Linked DNA regions of Mus musculus: regions 1, 2 and 4 are each linked to region 3. Evidence: chromatin loops called from intact Hi-C (ENCODE). Cell type or tissue: heart. All regions are shown on one strand. Region 1 overlaps Map4k5 (mitogen-activated protein kinase kinase kinase kinase 5). Region 2 overlaps Map4k5 (mitogen-activated protein kinase kinase kinase kinase 5). Region 3 overlaps Dmac2l (distal membrane arm assembly complex 2 like). Region 4 holds the start of Map4k5 (mitogen-activated protein kinase kinase kinase kinase 5).

Region 1 (5,000 bases), 69 kb after region 3:
CCCTGGTGGTCCTAAAAACTTACTTTGTAGACCAGGCTGGCCTCCAACTTAGAGATCCACCTGCCTCTGCTTCCCAAGTGTGGTGGGATTAAAGACACGAGGCACAATTAATTTTAAGATATATGTTAAAAGTATTGGTGGTTCTAGAATATTTCTGATCTAAGAGAGAATACAAAGAAGCAGGAAAGCTACAGAGATTGGCTTTAGACATTTTTGACAATAAAAACCAGTGTTCCCTTGTATCTTCATAAAAGATGCCATAAGGAACCTTGGAAATTGGCTCAAGACACTCCAAGACCAAGTTCTCGGCACAAAAGGCGATTTATTTTCCCCAGAGAGACAGAGGGCAGGGATAAGGGACAAAGACATGAGACAGAGGACAAGAGTGAAGGAGCAAAAAAGAGGGGTGGGAGTGTTTGTCCCAGAGGACAAAGGACAGCCTCTGGATAGGGAGGAGACAGATGTGGCCCATAGGCAAATAGCAATCTACAAAGGAAAAGGGAGAAACCTGTTGCTAGAATGAGGTGTTTAATTTTAATTGGGCATGATAGATGACCCAAAGGGGGCTTTTGATTGCTGGACTTCAATAGCTGGACCTTGGTGGTCAGCCTCAGGAAGAGCAAGTGGCCATTGGGGGCTAGCTTAGGGCAGTGGTGGAGAAAAGCAAGGCCTGTCAGAGCCATGATAGCTGTGCTGGGCCCCATTGGGTCTTTCAGTCATCCCAAGATGATCACAGTGAAGCAGATGATCCAGGAGGATGGATCTGAGAACCACCACCAGGATGAAAGGCACGGAGCCCAAGTTCAGTGTCGTTTGTTTTCAGAGTTTGCTAAGCACTGTGCTTGCTGAAGTTACTTGGGAATATGGGATTAACTTAGCAAAGCACCTCTGTCACTGTCACGTGTGGTAAGGGTTTTGTTGTTAAAGTGTCACTAAGCGGCACTTTATAGCTTCTTAGTCTCTGTTGATGTCATCAGCCCAGAATGCATCCCTCTTTCTGCTGGTCCTTTCTTCATAGCCGAGCCTTGTAATGAATTCATAACTGCTCAGGCACCGTTCTCTCTTAGGTATCTGCACTTTCTAAAGATGAGGACTTAATGTAACATGTGGAACTCTGTGAGGATATGCGGTCATGCGACTCTCAGGTTCTTAAAATTGCACCTCACCCACCTACGTGAAGAGCCTGGTGCAGGCATGAGAAAGGGGTGTTCACACGCTATTAGAGAAAGGGGTGTTTGTTTGATATTAGGGAAAGCTGCTGGTAACAGCCCTGGCACCTACACATGCCAGGGGCTGTCAGGGTTTAAACCTTATGACAAACTAGAACTCTATTTGAATACATACTACACAAGTCTGTCCATATGATACACATGGGCCGAATCTGTAACTTGGGTCCTTGTGAGTAATGCCACAATTACACATTAACTCTGTGATAATCTGATTCTTTTGTGTGTACGCCCAGAAGCAATAGAGCGGGACTGTCCAGTGGTTCTGACGTCAGCATTGGAGGAAGCTCCATGATTTTTGTGTAGTATGTAAGGGTTTTATCTTAAACCCTCTAGGCACTCATCAGCACTGGTTTTGCTAGCCATATCCACTGAAGAAGACAGAATCTCAATGTATACATTTTAAGGCTTATTTTACTTTATGTGTATTAATATTTCGCCTGTATGTACATATAACCAGCATGCTTAGTGAATCCCCTGGAACTGGGGTTACAGAGTTGGTTGTGAGCCCCAATGTGGGTCCTGGGACTCAAACCCAGGTTCTTTGTAAGAGCAGCAAATGTTCTTAACTGCTAGGCCATCTCTCCAGCCTTCAGTGGTTTTGATTTGCCTTCCTCTGATAGGACTTTTGTTCTTGTATTTTTTTTTTTTTTTTTTCTGGTAAGAACTGTCCAGATATCTGTCCCCTTTTTGATTGGATGAACTTTCTGGGCATTATCCACTAGAGATGTGGCTAGCAAAGGTTTCGCCTGCTGTGCATGATTTCTTCATTGCTTCCTTGGCTACACAGAAGCCTTTCATTTCACTCCACTTACCAATTCTATTGTTTCTCCAGCAGCCGGAATCCTTTTCATAACGTCCCTCCCCATGCCTGGATACTGAAGTGTGCTCTCTACATTTTCCTCCGCAGTTTCAAAGATTCTGGCCTTTGGTCCATTTTGAACTGACTCTTCGACAGGGCAGAGGTAAAATCTAGTTTTACTCTGTATGTGAATGTCCAGATATCTCAGTGCCATTGGCTGAGAAGGCTGCAGTTTCTCCAACTGATGCTTTCAGTGTCTGAGTGACAGATGGGGTGGCTGAAGCTGGGTGTGGTCTCAGGTCCTTCATCTGAAGGCATGGCTTCTGTTGAGACCTGAAGGCATCAGTTTATATTTCTTTTTTTTTTTTTTTTAAAGATTTATTTATTATATGTAAGTACACTGTAGCTGTCTTCAGACACTCCAGAAGAGGGAGTCAGATCTCATTACGGATGGTTGTGAGCCACCATGTGGTTGCTGAAATTTGAACTCCAGACCTTTGGAAGAGCAGTCGGGTACTCTTACCCACTGAGCCATCTCACCAGCCCCCAGTTTATATTTCTTGCTATGTAAACCAACTATCACGCCAGTATCCTTGAAATTAATGTGATTTGGTGTTTGTTTTTATTAGATCTTTGAATTTCAAGTTTCATGTATTTTGATCATGTTCACTTTGCCCAATATTTTTCATTACATTGCTTTTGTGTGGTGTGTGCCCATGTCTCTGTCTCTCTGTCTCTGTGTGTGTGTGCATACCTCGGTGTTTAACCTTCAGGACTTATGCTCTTTGATTTAGAATCTAATGTTCTGGGACACGTTCCTTGAAATGCATCGTTGTTTTGTTTATTGAGATAGACTCTCACCATGTATAGTCTGGGCTGGCCTCAAAAGACTCATGATCTGCCTCACCCTCCTGAGGGATGGATTATAGGTGTGCATTAGCATACCTGGTGAAATATGTAGTTGATTTATTACTTTTTTTTTCTTTTTGGCTTTTCAAGACAGGGTTTCTCTGTGTAGCCCTGGCTGTCCTGGAGCTCACTCTGTAGACCAGGCTGGCCTCGAACTCAGAAATCTACCTGCCTCTGCTTCCCAAGTGTTGGGATTAAAGGCGTGCACCACCACTGTCTGGCCTAAAAGTTCTTGAAGTGTCTGCTCACAAGACACGGCCGTGCCACCTTCTTCCTGTGATTGTCCAATGGTTCTGCTGTCCCACCAGCTTGTTTCCTCAAGAGCTCCCCCCCCCCCCCCCCCCCGCGCCTTCTCTGTCACTCTCACTGATTGCTCATTTTTCACAGCATGGGACAGAAGACTGACTGACCGCAAGCTCTGGGCACAGCACAGCTTCCATTTACTGTAATGTTTTCTAGCCATGCAGCTTGTGAGCAGGAGGCCTTGGCCAGGCCCTTTCTTAGGTCTTTTCACTTTCCCGAGTTAGAGGCTTGTCTGTTGTGTGTGGCACTCCTCCTGAGGAGCCCATTTAACACATCCCATGTAAACAGCCAATGTGCATTCTATTTGACTATTGGGGGTGTGTGTGCAGGCACACACTCATTGGGGTCAGGTGACAACACTGTGGAGTCAATTCTTTCTCCCTCCACCTTCACATGGGTGGCTTCTGGGGACCAAAGTCAGGTTTGCATGGCAAGAACCTCTATCCAGTGAGCATCTTGCTGCCCAACCCCAATATGTGCACTTTAAAGAACAAATACTTTATAGTTCATTTGCGTAACATTTTATTACTTGTATATTGCATAGTGAAAAGAGCAGAGTCGGAGGACTCTTGGTCTGGCTCAAAGAACTAACCAGTATGTAACGTGTAAGTTGTTTAACTTGGTTAAACTCTTACCTCCTCATTTGGAAGGTGGAGATGATAACATGGACTTTATAAAACTGTAAAGATGAGATAGGTACATTGTTTTCCTCAAGTATCCGGTCAGACTACGTCTATCGTTTGCTACTCTTAGCCCCTGTGTTCATTACCTCAATGCTAACTGTTCTTAATAAATGCATTAAGACAGCTGGTACCAATAAAACACATCAATTCTGAATACTAAGAATTGTAAAATAAAAACAAACTAAAAGACAACCCTATCCTTTTTTAATTTTAGTATACTGGTTTTTTAAAAAATATAAAACAACATCATTTATCTATACTATCCCATCAGAAATTCCAATTTCACTTAAAGTTTTTTTTTTCCTTAAGCCTACTCACAATGAATATCTATGTATGTGAAAACCCCAAGATTACACGTGTAATTACTTTCTCCCTTGGCATAACATAAGTAAAATACATAATATGGGCAGTTAAATACTTTTTTCCCAAACATTAGGGGTCATGATATATATAAAGATTAATTTCTTATGCATTATCCCTAATGTAAAAAACAAAATCACAGGTATATTATACTGCTTGTCAAAACTCCGGTAGTCACACCTGGACACTACACGTCCCTGCTGAGGCTTTGTGTCCACCATCAGTATTTCTGCACGAGCCCTTACAACCATCTGGAGTTGGAAACCAATTCCCGTTAAGGCAACCCTGTATGAAACTGTCGTAAAATATTCTGTTAAGGGAAGCTGTATGTGCTAGACCTCCAACACGCCGCCAGGAACCCCCAAAGCACTACTCTGAGAAGGTAAACAACATTTTCACACATTATAAAAAATTTCAGCTGCTCTGCAACCTTCCTTTGCTAAAAGTTAGAAACATTACACCACTCCAGCAAGAGATTAATAAATAAGGATTAAATATTCTATCTTACAAAAACATACAGAACGGCCAATGTCAAAGTGAAAGGCTTGTTCGATAACGTCTTATCAAATTATGTTCACTAAGAAGGAGTAAGACATGGTATAAAATGATATAATGCTCAGTAAACTCCCTCTCCAGAGAATCATGAGTTATTTAAAAACACCATGGCACCTTGTTACAAACATTGTTTTTTAAAAAGGACTGTGTTTCTTGGAACTA
Region 2 (5,000 bases), 81 kb after region 3:
CTATTAGGATTAAAAAAGGATGTAGTTTCCTTATAGATAACTTTATAACACTTCTACCTGACAGGTGTTTAGAGTCAAGTCCCTTACCAAGGGACGGCAAGGGGTGAGGCCCTGCAGCCTTTGGGTTACTCAGTTGTGTTATTAGATGATCTTATACATACAGGTGGTTTGGCCACTAAAAGCAAGCTGTACAGCCATGTTCCAAATATAATCCCAAGTCTGGGTACAGTCCATCCTATAACACTTACTGCACAAAGAGAAGATGGGTTTTGAGAACTGGAGTGCCTCCTCTGCAAAAATCAAAGTAACACGTCTGCTAAGCTGTTGTTTTCTGCCTTCCCTGCTCACACTGCAATCTGCTCCCATTAGTAACATGTCTCCTGCATAACAGATCAGGAGCCTGAGTGCTTCAAGCCTGAGAAGCCTCCAGAAGTTCATGTTAAGTGACTCTGTGACCTTCTACTCTCATAATTACAGAGAGAGGGGAAAGTTTATACAGAGATTCCCTAAGAGGGGGACAGTGCTAATGTCTCCACATGAGTCAAATGTAAAACAAAGGACAGCACCTAGGGACAGCAGCTCAGCCTCTTGCTGCAGTGAATTTTAGCTGCTTAATCAATACAACCAGGTCACTTAAAGAGAAAGGGCCTGAATAACAGTTTAATTTCACTAAAAGGGGTTGCTTTATCAAGTAGTACATTCAAAATAAACTTCAAAATAATACTTACTGTCTAAACACACCAAAACAGTATCTCTCTCCAACTGTGTCACATGAATGGAATCCAGCTGTTGGCTGCCTAAGTGGGGAAAGGTTACCGTTAACAACAGACTCAGTGAAGCAGGCTTAGAAACCAACAAAGTCTGAATCTTCCTGAGATTTACTTGAAATATGGTGAAAGCTGCATCGTGTCATGCTATCGCAGAAAGCAAAACAAAACAACAACAAAGAAGAAGTATGTACCTCAGTTTAGAAGAACAAACATCAGCTCAGCTCGGAAATGGATACCTGAGCTAAAATCAATACTGCCCTAATTACTACTTTTGCTTTAGAAAGGTGGGCTATCGTGATGATGTGATAAGGGCAGGTATGTGGAAGGAAAGGACGATACACGCACACAGTGCTTAGATTTTGTTCTGCACTCACAAGAGATGGAATCTGTCAAGTCCAAAGGAAACTTCACTTTCCCAAACCCCAAAGGCAGTCCAAATATCCAGAAATGAGCTTAACCTGTATACACATAGGAGGATTTCTGGCAGTTAGATAGAAGCCAGCATTTCTCAGGAACTTGTGAAACTAGTTCTCACCTGCCAAAAGGAGCCATTTCCTTTCCCTCTGGCAAAGGGGACATATGGCTACCTGTGGGGACATATGGCTACCTGTGGTGCGTGTGAGCATATTAAACCAGTGCTGACCTCCAGGCTCCTTCAGTACCCAAGTTCCTGTTACACATTTCAGAGCCCATGCTGGCATCCCAGCTCTGCTCCCCTCCCACCTCCCCAACACGCCCTCCAGCTCCTGGGCTTCCCTCCCTGCAGCTAGCTATTCATTCTCTTTATAACCCTGCTATTCTTGATGTGATTCTCACTAGGCGGTCAGTCTCTATTTTCTATCCTCTGCTAATCTCCTATCTCTTGCAGATAGCCCTGGCCCTGTCTAGTCTGCTGCCACATTCAGCCTATTTCTTTCTCTCTCTGCTCTGGACTCTCCCAGATTTCCTCTCTCACATCTGCAATAAAAAGTTTCCCCTTAACCATACCATGGGGGTAGTCATGTCACCCATTTCTACAGCAGGCACATGGTCCCTTACAGACACATCACTGAGCAGCACAGTAGGCAGCCTTGTCAAGACAACCAATGAAGCATCTTTCAGGCAACACACCAGATGTAATTTTTCTCAGCTAATCTATGTTCATTCACTCACTCAACAAATACCAAGAAGTGACCATGCTGAGGGCTGCCCTGGGAGTCAGGGATCATGAGGAATGAGTCAGAATCTGCAGAGGAAGGACTCCTACAACAGAGCTCCTTTCAAGGCCACAGCTTTGCCAGCTAAAGGCTCTTGGCTCAACAACAGACACAGCTGGGGTTGGATCAACGATCACTTGTGCAAACAAAGCCTAATGAGGACCAAAGCTGGACTGAAAGGGGCCTCGTCCGTGTGCTCAGGCGAGCGCATGATAACCTCAGAGGCCTGGCTTGCTCAGGAAGTACTTACTGGACTGTTTGTATTTCAGCTGGGACAACGTTAAAGGTGGATATAATGTGGCACTTGAGGCACTGGACCACATCAAAATCTCAAAAACCAACTCAAATTCTGAGATTCAAAAGAGGACTCAATCCACCTCTAGCATGGAGAAGTGTAAGCTCCCACACACCAGCCTGAAGGAGGAGGGTGGGAATCACTGTGGGTAACTATGCAACAATCGCCATGCTGGACTACGGTGTAAATATCACTTGGGTTTGTGTTGTTCTTATTTTCAATTCTTTTGGAGACAGGCTTTGACTATGAAGCGCTGCCTGCTCTTGCCTCCAGAATGTTCAAGTTAAAGGCATGCACCACCATCAGGCCTGGCCTAATCACAGTTTTAATAAACAGATCCATAGCCACTTATTGTGGTCCTTGCCTAACCAAGAATCATTTGTATTTCGGCTGCTTACTCTGGTGACAGGAACTTTACCCCTTCTGTTAGCTTCATAGGAGGCACACACCCAACTGCAGATGCCATTAAGACCACAGAGAAGGGCGAGGAACAGGTGCAAGGGGCTTTCTTCTTTTCCCTTACTGGGAATTACAGCTTGGTCCACAAAGCAGGTATTCAAAGTTCAGGGCTTACAAGCTGGTTAAATTCTCAGTAAATTTGTGAGTTACACAATATCAGGCTTGTTGTCTAAAACTGACTATGGTGGCAGCGGGTCACCCATAAACAAACAAACAAACAAACAAACAAAAGGCCCTTGGGCAAACAGAGATCATATACTATATGTAGATAATTTCTTATTATTTAGAAATGTAGGTAATTTTTTACTTAGAAAATTATGATAACATTATTTTTATTTTTTAAATAATTTATTTGTATTTTATATTCCTTGGTGTTTTGCCTGCATGTGTGCCTGTATGAGGGTGTGCGAGCCCCTGCAACAGGTGCTACCGACACTTACGGGCTGCCATGTGGGTGCTGGGCATTGAACCTATGTCCTCTGGAAGAGCAGTCAGTGCTCTTAACCAATGAGCCATGTCTCCAGCCCCTATGCTTACAGTTTTATTAGAAGCCCACAATGGTTGACCTTAAGTCTCTGCCTCTGATACAGGTAAAAGCAGGAACATAACCAAGTGAAAAACACTCACCTGCACCAATTTCTGTAAACCAGGAAGATGCAGAATTCAAGTTGATTGTCTCAAACTGAACTACTTGGCTGGAGTCCGAGCCTTTGCTGATAGCCACACAAACCATGGGGTACTCCTGCTCTGGGATCACCAGCATTTCAAAAACATTCAGTGGACTTGGTAAAGGAAAATCGAAATGCTGCAACAGACAAACAGGAAGAATAAGCAATCCCTCGTTCACAGCAGGTTGTATGAGGTCAGCTAGAAGGTTGCTCCTCACCCTGCCTTGTCTATAAAAGCTCGTTTCTCTGTGATGAGGAGCAAGACTGTTGTTCCGAGAAACTTAAGAGGACTGGCCACATGGCTATGATGATTCCAGAGGCTTATTAAGTAACGGGAAGTTACAGAGAAGATATTACTAAGAACATAAAATATAACACACGCACTTCCTACTAACTCTCAGGGGCTGTTCCTCATAGTAGTAATTCCAGCTTTAGCCAACTGGAGTTATGCACAGTGCTTTCTCAAGGAAAAACTGTAAGAGAGTCACATGTACCTTTATCAGCATGAATTTCTGCATCGGCTCATACCACTGAAGCAGAACGATGCCAGACTGCAAAGCTCCACAGAGGTACTTATGTCCCGTGTAAGGGTTTCTAACTGAAAAGAAAGAAAAACAATCCTAGCCACACACACATCGCTGGATTTCTTTTGGTGAGAATGTATCATTAGGTTAGGTAACAGGTGAACTCTATTCTCCTAAAAGCCAGGTGGCTTTTCTTTTTATACAGGGTCTCACTGTGTAGCTCTGGCTGGTCTGGAACTCCCCTGGAACACACAGAGAGGCCCCTGACTCTGTTTCCTGAGTGCTGGGATTATAGATGTGCACTATTTCACTCAACTTGTGACTTATTTTTTAATGAAGACAGTTGCTGGCATGTGGAAACCCCAGCAACATGTGATGTGAATCAGTACATTTATGAATCCATCTTGCTGGACCATCCTTTGACTCAAATCTACAAAAATTCATATTGGTCTGTCTTTCTCCCAGTGACTGCCATCAACCACATCACCCAGCGGCTGCGTGAGCGGGTACTTGCTCTAAGTGAGCGGGTACTTGCTCTAAGTGCTGCAGAATTGCATCAAGGCTTCAGACTGCAGGCTTCCAGACCTTTCAGAGCCATAGATGACAGCACATGATTCTCATTAATTCTCCCTAGGAAGCTGAAATCGGGGTGTATCGTCACACACCGTGTAGCATGTCAGTTAGCAAAGGCTTGAATAAATCATGGTAGTTCTGCAGATGACACTACTTGGTGACAAATCACTTGGTTTGTGTACGTACAAGGTTAAATCACCCACTGATACATACATCATGAAGTGACACGTGACTGTAGCCAGAGCACATTGTAGATGAGTACTTTGTTCTACAGAGTCTCTTTTCATGAGGATAAATATGAAAGCTCACTGACCAGGCAAACCAACAACTCCCAGTTGTTAGAAGTTCAAGGTTTAAGAGATTGGGCCTAGATCTGATTCTTGGTTCTGTCGCTTCCTGTGACATAGTGTCAAGCACTATTTAAGGGGTAGGAGCAACAGTTCTGTAGTAAGGAATGCACCACTGCTTCAAGCCCATCCTCTAATACTCCTCTCAGAAACACCCGCTAAACGCCT
Region 3 (5,000 bases):
TGTTTCTTTGTTTGTTTCGAGAGGGTTTCTCTATATAGCCCTAGCTGTCCTGGAACTCACTCTGTAAACCAGGCTGGCCTCGAACTCAGAAATCCACCTGCCTCTGCCTCCTAAGTGCTGGGATTAAAGGCGTGAGCCACCACCTGTCCGGCAGAATTTGATTTTTTAATGGTGTCTGAGCATTAACTTGCATGTCTTAATTATCTTTTTTTTAAAGATTTATTTTTTTATACACGTGAGTACACTATCACTGTCTTCAGACATAGCAGAAGAGGGCATCAGATCCCATTACAGATGGTTGTGAGCCACCATGTGGTTGCTGGGAATTGAACTCAGGACCTCTAGAAGAACAGTTAGTGCTCTTAATCGCTGAGCCATCTCTCTAGCCCGTCTTAATTATCTTTAAGAGTCTACAAGTTAATTTTTATAAGATTAGCAAATATATAAGTAGTTAGACATATATCACCAAGTGAATTTGTGTTAATCTTAATATACCTGTATAAGATTAGAAATTTATCATAACACAAAAATCTATCCTAACCCAAGATATTTTAGAGGCCTGTTTTGGTCCCTGTAATCTACAAAGGCAATGCAATGATAAACAGAGGCCCCAGTAAAACTAGGGAGGATTGCTGCATTAGTTGATTTATGCCATGTGGTCATCTTAATCAAGATGGTGGTAAAGATACATTGTATATACCTCTCTTTTAACCTTCATAAAGATGGCTGTTTGAGTTCTTGTCTGTGACCCTGTAGCTTCTGTCTCTTCTGGAAGTCCTGCTGCTTCCTTAGATCCTCCTGGGTCTTATATGACACTTCCTCTCTTCTTGGACTCATCTCATTAAAGCCTAGGTATCTTACTGCAAATGGCAGTCCCCTGTTGAGGCCAGCCAGTGGCTCACATGTCAGGGTTCGAGCCTGGAAGGCACCTTGGAATCTGGAAGAAAAGAGGGAATCTAGGCAATGAGAGAAAGAATGGAGCTAAGTCAAGACTTTCTGATCAAAGCTCAATTTTAATATTGGGGAACACGCCTTATGAAGAAGGGGGGGCCCATTCCTGCCGAATCATCTTTGGAGTCCAGCTGCAGGTGACCACGTGTAGGCTACAGAACAGCTAGGCAGCAGGTAGTAGCAGTGGCTGTGGCAGAACAATAGGGTGATCCAGGGAGGCAGGCTCCACCCCAGGCGATCTCCTAGTGACAAGTCAAGCCTGCTCAGCCTGCTTCAGGCTGTGGGGGAAGGTTACAGTCCCCAATATAGCTTAATGGCCCCAAAGTGGCACACTTGGTTTCCGAATTCTCTCACATGTAACAACTTCTGCCACTGCACAAAATAAGATCCCCAAGACTTTTATGTCTAAACCTTCTGTGCTCTACACCCAAAAGCCTCTTATCCTTAAGCCTTTTCTACTTTCCACTTTTGAAAATCTCATATCTCTATGTACTTGTAACATGTGAAAGCTCACTGCACTTCTTTTCATGCGGCCTTTACTTACTATTCTATGAGGAGGGGGCACATTCCATTCTTGATTCTAGCTTCATTATATTTCTAGCAAAACAACTAAAAACCCTCTTCTTTTTTTTTAAAGATTTATTTATTGATTATATGTAAGTACACTGTAGCTGTCTTCAGATACTCCAGAAGAGGGAGTCAGATCTCATTACGGATTGTTGTGAGCCACCATGTGGTTGCTGGGATTTGAACTCTGGACCTTCGGAAGAGCAGTCGAGTGCTCTTACCCACTGAGCCATCTCACCAGCCCTAAAAACCCTCTTCTTAAACTTTCTATCAACTATTCTAATTTTCTAAAATTATTTGAATCAAATGAGGAATTGTATAAAATCATTAATTCATCCAAACAGCATTATTTCATGAAAGTTCCATCTTCATGTTGATCTGCAGGAAATTTTGCACATTATGGTAGGATAATCCCCAGGAGTCAATCATAACAGACCATAGGCAGAAAGGGTCTTTCTTCGCCCAGTCATACCAGATTAGAAAAGCAGGGAAGCCGGGCATGGTGGCGCACGCCTTTAATCCCAGCACTCGGGAGGCAGAGGCAGGTGGATTTCTGAGTTCGAGGCCAGCCTGGTCTACAAAGTGAGTTCCAGGACAGCCAGGGCTATACAGAGAAACCCTGTCTCTGTCTCTCTCTCTCTCTCTGTGTGTGTGTGTGTGTGTGTGTGTGTGTGTGTGTGTGTGTGTGTGTGTGTAGAGATCTGGCCTTTAATTAATTCACAAATATAATTGCAAATGTTAGAAACACTGTTATAAACTTAGTATTTCTTCTGATAGTAAACAAGTGTGTTTTCTTTTATAATTTAAATTTCTAAATTACTTATTGTATATAGCATATAGAGACAACTATTTTCTAGTTTTCTGATTTAACTTGAGTTATATTCACTAACTCACCACTAGAGGTCTCCTCTTTCCATGTAGAAAGCATTCCTACTGGCCACACTGCTTGTTTTCAAGCAGGAAGTAGTTCTCCGATGTCATAACGGTAGCAAAGCTGAAGTTAAGAAAGAAAAAACCTTCCAAATTTTTAAAACTTTATTTCTAGATATAAATGTATTTTTAAATTTTAACTCAATTTAGGGAAAACATTTAATGTCTTTGGAATAGCTAAAATAAGTCTGGCCCTGCCTTTATCTAAGTTCGATTAGAAAAACGAATGAAACCAACAAAGTATTGAGTTTTCAAAGACTTTGTATTTCACCTGCTTAGTAACAGCTTCTCTGGCTTGGCCTTTCCACCCCAGTTAAGGCAGTCACTGAAGGCTACTAACCAACAGATACTGTAAACTTCTGCATTATGTTGGCAAAGAAAATAAGTGGTTTTAGCTTGTTTAGCTCTGCCTGCTCCTACCCTCCATGCCTGTTCCCCTCCCTCTTAACCTTCCTGATTGAGAACTCTGTGGGCTGGCAAGATGGCTCAACGGATAAGGGCACTGACTGCTTCTTCCAAAGTTCCTCAGTTCAAATCCCAGCAACTACATGGTGGCTCACAACCACCTGTAATCTTTGGGCCTGATTGAGTGGAATAATAAATAAATGTTTGGGCCTGAGCGATCGGGGCCCACTGGAGTGAGCAGAGGTCCTAAAACGTCAATTCCCAACAACCATATGAAGGCTCACAACCATCTGTACAGCTACAGTGTACTCACATACATAAAAGTAAATAAATAAATCTTAAAAAAAGAAAAAAGAAAGAGAGAGAAAACTCAGTTTGTGGTATAGAATCTCACAGTGTGGTTTTGAATGGTCTGGAACTCACTGTGTAGACCAGGCTGGCCTTGAACTCAGATCTTCTGCCTCTGCCTCCCAAGTGCTGGGACATGATGCTTGAAAACTTTTAAAGACTGTTTAAGACCTATCTCAAAAAAAAAAAAATCTGGTATGAAGCCTTCCCCTTTTTTAGGCTCTCATGCATAATCCATGCCTTAAGGAACCATATTAGATGTTTGTATTTTCATGTCATCTGTCTTCTCCATGAAACTATGGGTTGTAAGAGAACAGGGTGGGATCTTTCTTTGCACTTTCCTTGTTGCTGCTTTGCCTCATCATTGCTAGTTTGTACTCAGTACAGCACACATTCAGTGAGCATTTATGAATGGATGAATGATTGGATGGATGGACTGATGGATGGATGGATGGATGGATGGATGGGTGGGTGGATGGACGGATGGATGGATGATGGATGGATGGATGGATGGATGGGTGTGGCGTTTAAATGAGAGGTTGAGTAAGATTTTTCACAAACGAGGTCAGGGTGGAATGAATACAGGCACTAGCCTGAGTAGGGGATGAGAAAGCCCAGCTTTGTAAACAAAATTGGCAACACACAAGTTGTTCAAGATGGATATAGGTGGAGAGAGCTTGACAGAAATCCGGAAAGGCCAAGGCTGTGGGATGTAGCTGAGGTGGAGATTTGTGGTGATGAGGACAGCCCTGGAAGGAAGATGAAGATGAAGACTCGGGGGTGCCGTCGGTTGAGTAGTAGAGTGTTTGCCTAATATACTCAGCCCTCTGCCCAGTTCCCAGCACTGCCAAAGAGGGAGGGGTTGGGGAAAGACAGGAGGAAAGGGGAAACAAGAGAGGCCTGAGAAAGGTATTCCTGAGGTCTCATCCGTTGGTTCACTGCCCCAGCAACCCATGTCCTTGGCTTTAAAATGCTTCCCACTCCGGCACCTTTTAAACCTTCTCTCTCTTGTTCTACAATCATCCAGAGCCCTGACAGGTAGGAAAGAGTACTAGGTTCAAATGCAACACTGACACACATTAGTTTAGAGACATTGAGCAAGGTCCTTTAGGCACATGCATTTATTAATGCCCCACCTTGTTCCAGAAAGGATTTAGAGTGTCAGCATGTTACTTAATATCAAGGCTTTAGTTTCCCCATCACTGAATGAGAGGTTTCGTGTAGCTGACCTGAGTGCCTTCCAGCTCTAACACTTTGTGACTCTAATTCCAATGATTCTCTTGGTCATCTTCCCTTAGGAGTCCTACCAACACTTCATATTTAGAATTTGAAAAACAAAGGAAAAGAAACTGAGCCAATAGCAGTCTTGCTCTTGTGTGTGTGTGTGTGTGTGTGTGTGTGTGTGTGTGTGAGTGTGTGTGTGTGTGCCTGCCTCTGTCCATATCCTTTGTGCTCACACACGTGTGCTTGTATGTGGAGGCCAGGGTCAGTATGGAGTGTCTTCTCCAGTCACTTTCTGTTGTGTAGTATTCACCAGAAAAGACTACTCCGACATGGGTTTAGGCCAATAGAAAGTCTTTATTAGCCAGCCGGTGATTACACTGGGTGTTTGGGATCCCAGTGTTACCCTGAGCCTTTCTCAGAGTGAAATTTTCAGCACAAAACCCATGTTCTGAGTTGATGTGCTTCGGGTAAAAGGAGAGTTAGCCAGCAGCAGAACTACAGAAGCCAGAAAACAAGGTTAGCACATTTAGAGACTTTCCCAGAACTAAGGACTTTGATGGATTAGGTCTTTGTTT
Region 4 (5,000 bases), 160 kb after region 3:
TGCTCGGTTGCTAGAACAGTGTCTGCTTGGGCCCAAATGCCTCGTTTTCAGGGGTAAAAAGCCTACCCAGAGTTCTTACCTCAGAATCCATCACCCCAAGGTACTACTCTCAGCAAAAAATTACTCAAAAACAAGCAGAGAAAAGAGATGTTTTCCTTGCATTATACCTGTGCAAGTCAACATACCTCAGTGGGGTCAAGCAATTACTCATGAAACACAGCCATCAGGGCTCTATGCAGATTGCTGTTTGGAACATACTGATACATACATAGGTCAAAATATCAAGCTGTTGCAAAAGGAAAATAAGCTTTTATTTGGGGGGGGGGGTGTTAGAGACAGGGTTTCTCTGTGCAGCTCTGGCTGTCCTGGCACTCACTCTGTAGACCAGGCTGGCCTTGAACTCAGAAATCCACCAGCCTCTGCCTCCTGAGTGCTGGGATTAAAGGCGTGCACCACCAACACCCAGGTCAAAAATAAGCTTTTTCTTAATCCCCATAAGGAACTGCACTAACTCTGCCCCTTTGGGACAAAGAACAAAAGCCATGAGGGAATATTGGACAGTGTTTTCCTCTGAACCCTTCAAAAACTTAGCAGACTTAAGAAATCGGTTTGCTTTGCTATGGCATGTTTTTTGTTGTTGTGTAACGGCAGATTACAAATTTATTATTATTTGTCTTAATATAAGAGACCAGTAAAAAGGGTAGCAGTAATTATCCACTCATGATTATGGAATGCTATAAATCCCATAGAGAGGAATTAGTTTAGTAGGAAAACCCCATAAGTTATATTCATTATTATCAACCAGATACAAAATGCCTAAACTTCTGCCAGGTGACAAAGGTCTTCCTCTAAATATGTTTAAATTTCATTACACTTTGTTTATTTCCTGGGAGTGTGTGAGTGTGTATGTGTGGGGGATCCGTGCTTCCACCAAGAGAATCCGGGGACCGTTCTGGGGTCCTAAGTAAGGTTTGGCTCTAAGGGCCTTTAACACCCTGAGCCACCTCACCGGTCCCCAAAGACATCTTCCTACAGGCTGTCATGTTTACACACAAATCCTTTTACTCCAGAACCAGATTACTTACAGTTGACAATTTAGAGTCCGGTTCCACAGAGATTTTTTTCAAGGCAAGTTCACCCAAACCAGTACAGGACGCAAAGGTCTAGATTTACAATACTCTTTCCTATCTACCGCCTTCCGCGAAGCATTTTCCCCCCACATCAACACCAAACCATCCTCCGGAATAACTTCAATACCATAAATACGCCTTAAAACCACAAAAAAAGCTCAGCCGTGGTCTGGAAGGTGCGGTTAAGTCTGCCGGTCGCTAGCCTTAGAACCGATGGGGAACCCAGGGTGCTCGGAACGGTGCGGCGGGCTCCGGGCCGCTTCCTGGCCGGACGCTGTGGTCCGGCGCATCCCGGGGGTGCCCCACGTTCGCAGGCCGGGCCGGGGCCTCACCTTGTACACGTCCCCGTAGGTGCCGCTGCCGACCCTCTGCACCAGCTCGTAGTCGTGCTGCGGGTTCCGTCTCAGGATGTCGGCGGCAGGCCTCAGCGGGGCCTCCATCTTCGCTGCGCCCAGTCCGGGGCTCTGCCCGCCGCAGCCGTCTCCCGCTAACGAGGGCGCGCGGCGCTTCCCAACATGGAGCCTCGGCTCGCAGCTGCGCCTGCACCGGCGAGAGCGAGCGCGGGGGGCGTCACGGGGCGCAACCCCGGCAGCCTCCGGGCCTCGTCGGTCCCGCCAGGCCCCGCGCCGGCCGTACCCGAGAGGCCGTCCGTTCTTGGCCGAGCGCCGGCGTCGGAGACCCGCGTCTTCTCCGAGACGGCCGTGCGCACAGTCGCCGCCGCACCACGTTCCCCACCCGCGGCTGCGTCACCGGGAGACACGTTCGCGGCCGGCGCGGATCGAGCCTGGCCCGCCCGAGAACGCAGGCCGCGGGCCCAGACTGCCGCCCTGAGGCCCGCCGAGTGCACAACACCCTGGACGCCGCCGCGCCCCGCCTCCCAGCTGCTTGCGGGGCGCCGGAGGCGTTCGTGCGGCGTCTGACCCGCCCAGCCTCGGCCAGGATTCGCCCAGTGGCCGGCGGACTAGAGGAGGAGGGTCTGTCCGCAGGCCTCCGGAGCGCTGCCTTCTGCTTCCTTTCGGTACAGGTAAACTGAGGCCGCCCGGGCAGGAGGTGGGGGAGTGCCGGGTTAACTAAATGCCGGCACACCCGACTGCACCGTCCTGTTCCACACACTGTTCCCGGTGGTACCAGTTCCGAGGCTGGACCGCACACCTGCAGAACCTGTCTTCCACCAGGGTTTCCCAGAGCCATTTTTGAAAACCCCAATTCCTTTCGAAGTTTCTGTGGTCTCTGGGCATCACCGCAATATTGCAAGTGTTAATGGGAGGAGTTTTAGAGATGCTAAAGCAAAGCTAGGGACCTTTGTCTGATTCTGCTTCCAAAGTAGGTGATCTGGGACAAGGCATACGTGGCAACATCCCAGTGTCCTTATCTGTAGCTGGAAGAGGATAGGTTTTGCATTTGACACCCGAGAAATGTTTGTAAACCATTTTTACAGCATTGTAAAGAGGAGTGTAAAATGTAAGAGGCTTTAAAATGTAAGAGGCCTAACTAACAATGCCCAAAATATTGGGCAGGAGTTATGAGAAGTGATTTGGTTAATGTTTCAATCTCTTTTGTAATTTGAGTTCCAGTCTTGTTCTTAAGGTAGAAATGAAGTTGCCAATTTTATGTATACTGGTAAAGTTACTTCTAGAGTCTTACAGAGATTTTCAGTTGGAAAACCAGATAAGGACTGGAAAGATGGCCCAATTGTTAGCAGCACCGGCTGCAGCTCAGAGGTTGATTCCCAGCACCTGCGTGGCGGCCCACTCCTCATTAACTCCAACTTGGGATCCAGAGTGGGCTGGGAGGGAGGGCCAACGCCCTCTTCTGGCCTGTGTAGGCACCACATATGCATATGGTGCACAGCTGTACATGCAGGCAAAACACAAAATTAAATAAAAATGTAAGAAAATTGAAAAAACTAGAAAAAAAAACGACAACAGAACAAATTTCAGATGACACGTGACTCCAGACACACTCTAATTCTGTTTTGAGAAATAACTTCTTATAGCTAATAAATGAAGAAATTAAATTAACACCTTAACGGAACAGAGACTGTATGCATTTTCTCGTGATCCACACACAAAGAGCACTTATTTAGGGAACATAAGTAAGCCCAGACTTACATGCCCCAGGGACAAAGCCTGTGTGTGTGCTGCACTGAAAAAAAAAATGGTTGAAGAACAGTTCCTTCTTTGAAATCTTCTTGGCACTTGTTTTGGTGGGCACATATTTTTGGCTTCGATGACTCAAAATCTCTTCAAGTGTTCTATTGGTATCTTAGTACTTGTTTACTGTCATGGATTTATGGTGGTCATGTAGTCAAACCCACCCTTACCCACTGTGTGACTAGGCCGTTGTGGGATATTCATGGGTTGAAGGCCTTCCACCACACTGGCCGCAGGATAGTCAACCTGGAGGGCCAGTGTTGTGTGAGGGGAGAGCAGTCTTCCAAGTTTAGAGTCAAAATGGGGATGTTGATCCTTTGTCTAGTGTGAGATGTATTTGCTCTTATTTATACCTGCATTATCCCGTAGAGAGTTTGAGGCAGCTCACACAAAATACTTATTTTTACACAAGATAAAAATAAATGAGAGGAAACTGCATCAGATTTGAAAGGGGGGAAGCAGGAAACCAGAACAATGCAACCAAAAGAGAGAGAGAGAGAGAGAGAGAGAGAGAGAGCAAGAGAGAGAGAGCACAAAGAAGACTTGAGGGTGGGTTTTCTTTGTATGCTTTTGAGAGGAAGATGAACAAATTGATCAAGAGAGGCGTATCTTTTCCTGATGCTAAGACCTCAGAGACATTTCCCTTGTGAGCCTTCACAGAGTGGAAACCTGAGTAGCCAGCTTGAGACAGAGATAAATATCCTCTGACAAGCCTCCAAGTGTATTGTTGTAGGAACATACTGTTTAAAATGAATTAGGTAATAAAAAGTTGGAGGTCACAAGTGAAGATAATTTATGTTGCCAGTAATGGCAGATCCATATGCTCTGACCATCAGCCAAAGAATGGATAGCCTGGAGAGACAGGCGTCTGTGCTGCTGGGAATCAGTGTCTGCTACAGTCATCATTTTCCTAGTACCACAGATGAAGCAAACAGGAAGACATTTGCTTTACACTAACTTCAAAGGAATTTTTAGATTTTTTTTTTCAGAACTAGCTGAGTTAATTTTAACAAGGTCAGTGATGTAAAGAAGTTCAAATTCAATTTACTTATAAGCTGTGAGTAGGCTTAATTTGAATCTTAAACAATTAAGCATGTAGTTTCCAAGTTGAAAGTTACATACTAGTAAGTCAGTGTAGCTAATGTTGAAAGAGCACTTACAATTGCTCAGTTTTATAGTGACAAGCTATGGAATAAGAAGAAACATGACTTAATAGGTATTTCATTCAAAACACACACACACACACACACAATAATACACAATAAGTAAATGTTTTTCAGCTTTTAAAAATATAATTTTGGCCGGGCAGTGGTGGCGCACACCTTTAATCCCAGCACTCAGGAGGCAGAGGCAGGTGGATTTCTGAGTTCGAGGCCAGCCTGGTCTACAGAGTGAGTTCCAGGACAGCCAGTGCTATATAGAGAAACCCTGTCTCAAACCCCCCAAATATATATATAAATAATTTTGATGCAATTTATTTATTTCTTGGGGGCCAGTGCTAATGCTATGGTGTATGTGTGTGCATGCCTGTGCGTATGTATGTGCATGTGTGTATGAGTGTGTCTTAGAGGACAACTGTGGGAGTCAACTCTGACTTTCCAGTATGTAGATCAAGCTCAGGCCATTAGGTGGAGGCAGCAGCTTATATAGGCTGTGTGGTCTCACTGGCCATATTTTCCAGCTTTTTGCTATTTTCCATATAACAAACTATTGTGGT

What was found. Hi-C counts contacts between places; a loop is a spot of excess contacts. Peaks named below come from ENCODE experiments on the same cell type or tissue, not always from the same donor. Only the 100,000 strongest peaks of a DNase experiment are listed, where the experiment ranks them.
Region 1: a loop joins it to region 3, with 2.4 times the contacts of the local background. A loop is called at or near these places in 5 of 42 quality-filtered maps.
Region 2: a loop joins it to region 3, with 2.3 times the contacts of the local background. A loop is called at or near these places in 5 of 42 quality-filtered maps.
Region 4: it touches region 3 in a loop (6-fold over the local background); 19 of 42 quality-filtered maps call a loop at or near these places.

The regions. Positions count from the first base shown.
Region 1 is chr12:69,800,012-69,805,011 of GRCm38, forward strand. Map4k5 (mitogen-activated protein kinase kinase kinase kinase 5) reads right to left here. Exons shown (of 32, transcript NM_201519.2): 32 at 3,746-5,000. 4930512B01Rik (RIKEN cDNA 4930512B01 gene) reads left to right here. Exons shown (of 8, transcript NR_033573.1): 2 at 2,062-2,191. Among named protein-coding and RNA genes, the nearest start is that of Cdkl1, 12 kb to the left of the region's middle. In heart, a CTCF peak has its summit at 2,492 (motif pointing right); no DNase peak of the experiment used is centred here.
Region 2 is chr12:69,812,408-69,817,407 of GRCm38, forward strand. Map4k5 (mitogen-activated protein kinase kinase kinase kinase 5) reads right to left here. Exons shown (of 32, transcript NM_201519.2): 26 at 3,883-3,986; 27 at 3,348-3,525; 28 at 729-797. All of the region lies in intron 2 of 4930512B01Rik (RIKEN cDNA 4930512B01 gene), which reads left to right. Among named protein-coding and RNA genes, the nearest start is that of Cdkl1, 24 kb to the left of the region's middle. In heart, no CTCF peak of the experiment used is centred here; a DNase peak (open chromatin) is centred at 2,044; H3K27ac peaks cover 942 bases.
Region 3 is chr12:69,731,266-69,736,265 of GRCm38, forward strand. All of the region lies in intron 1 of Dmac2l (distal membrane arm assembly complex 2 like), which reads left to right. Among named protein-coding and RNA genes, the nearest start is that of Dmac2l, 8.8 kb to the left of the region's middle. In heart, a CTCF peak has its summit at 2,424; no DNase peak of the experiment used is centred here; H3K4me3 peaks cover 360 bases; H3K27ac peaks cover 452 bases.
Region 4 is chr12:69,891,191-69,896,190 of GRCm38, forward strand. It overlaps Map4k5 (mitogen-activated protein kinase kinase kinase kinase 5), which reads right to left and starts at 1,973. Exons shown (of 32, transcript NM_201519.2): 1 at 1,463-1,973. The coding sequence starts at 1,570. Atl1 (atlastin GTPase 1) reads left to right here and starts at 1,915. Exons shown (of 15, transcript NM_178628.5): 1 at 1,915-2,154. In heart, a CTCF peak has its summit at 2,972 (motif pointing left); DNase peaks (open chromatin) are centred at 1,491 and 1,971; H3K4me3 peaks cover 2,676 bases; H3K27ac peaks cover 2,615 bases.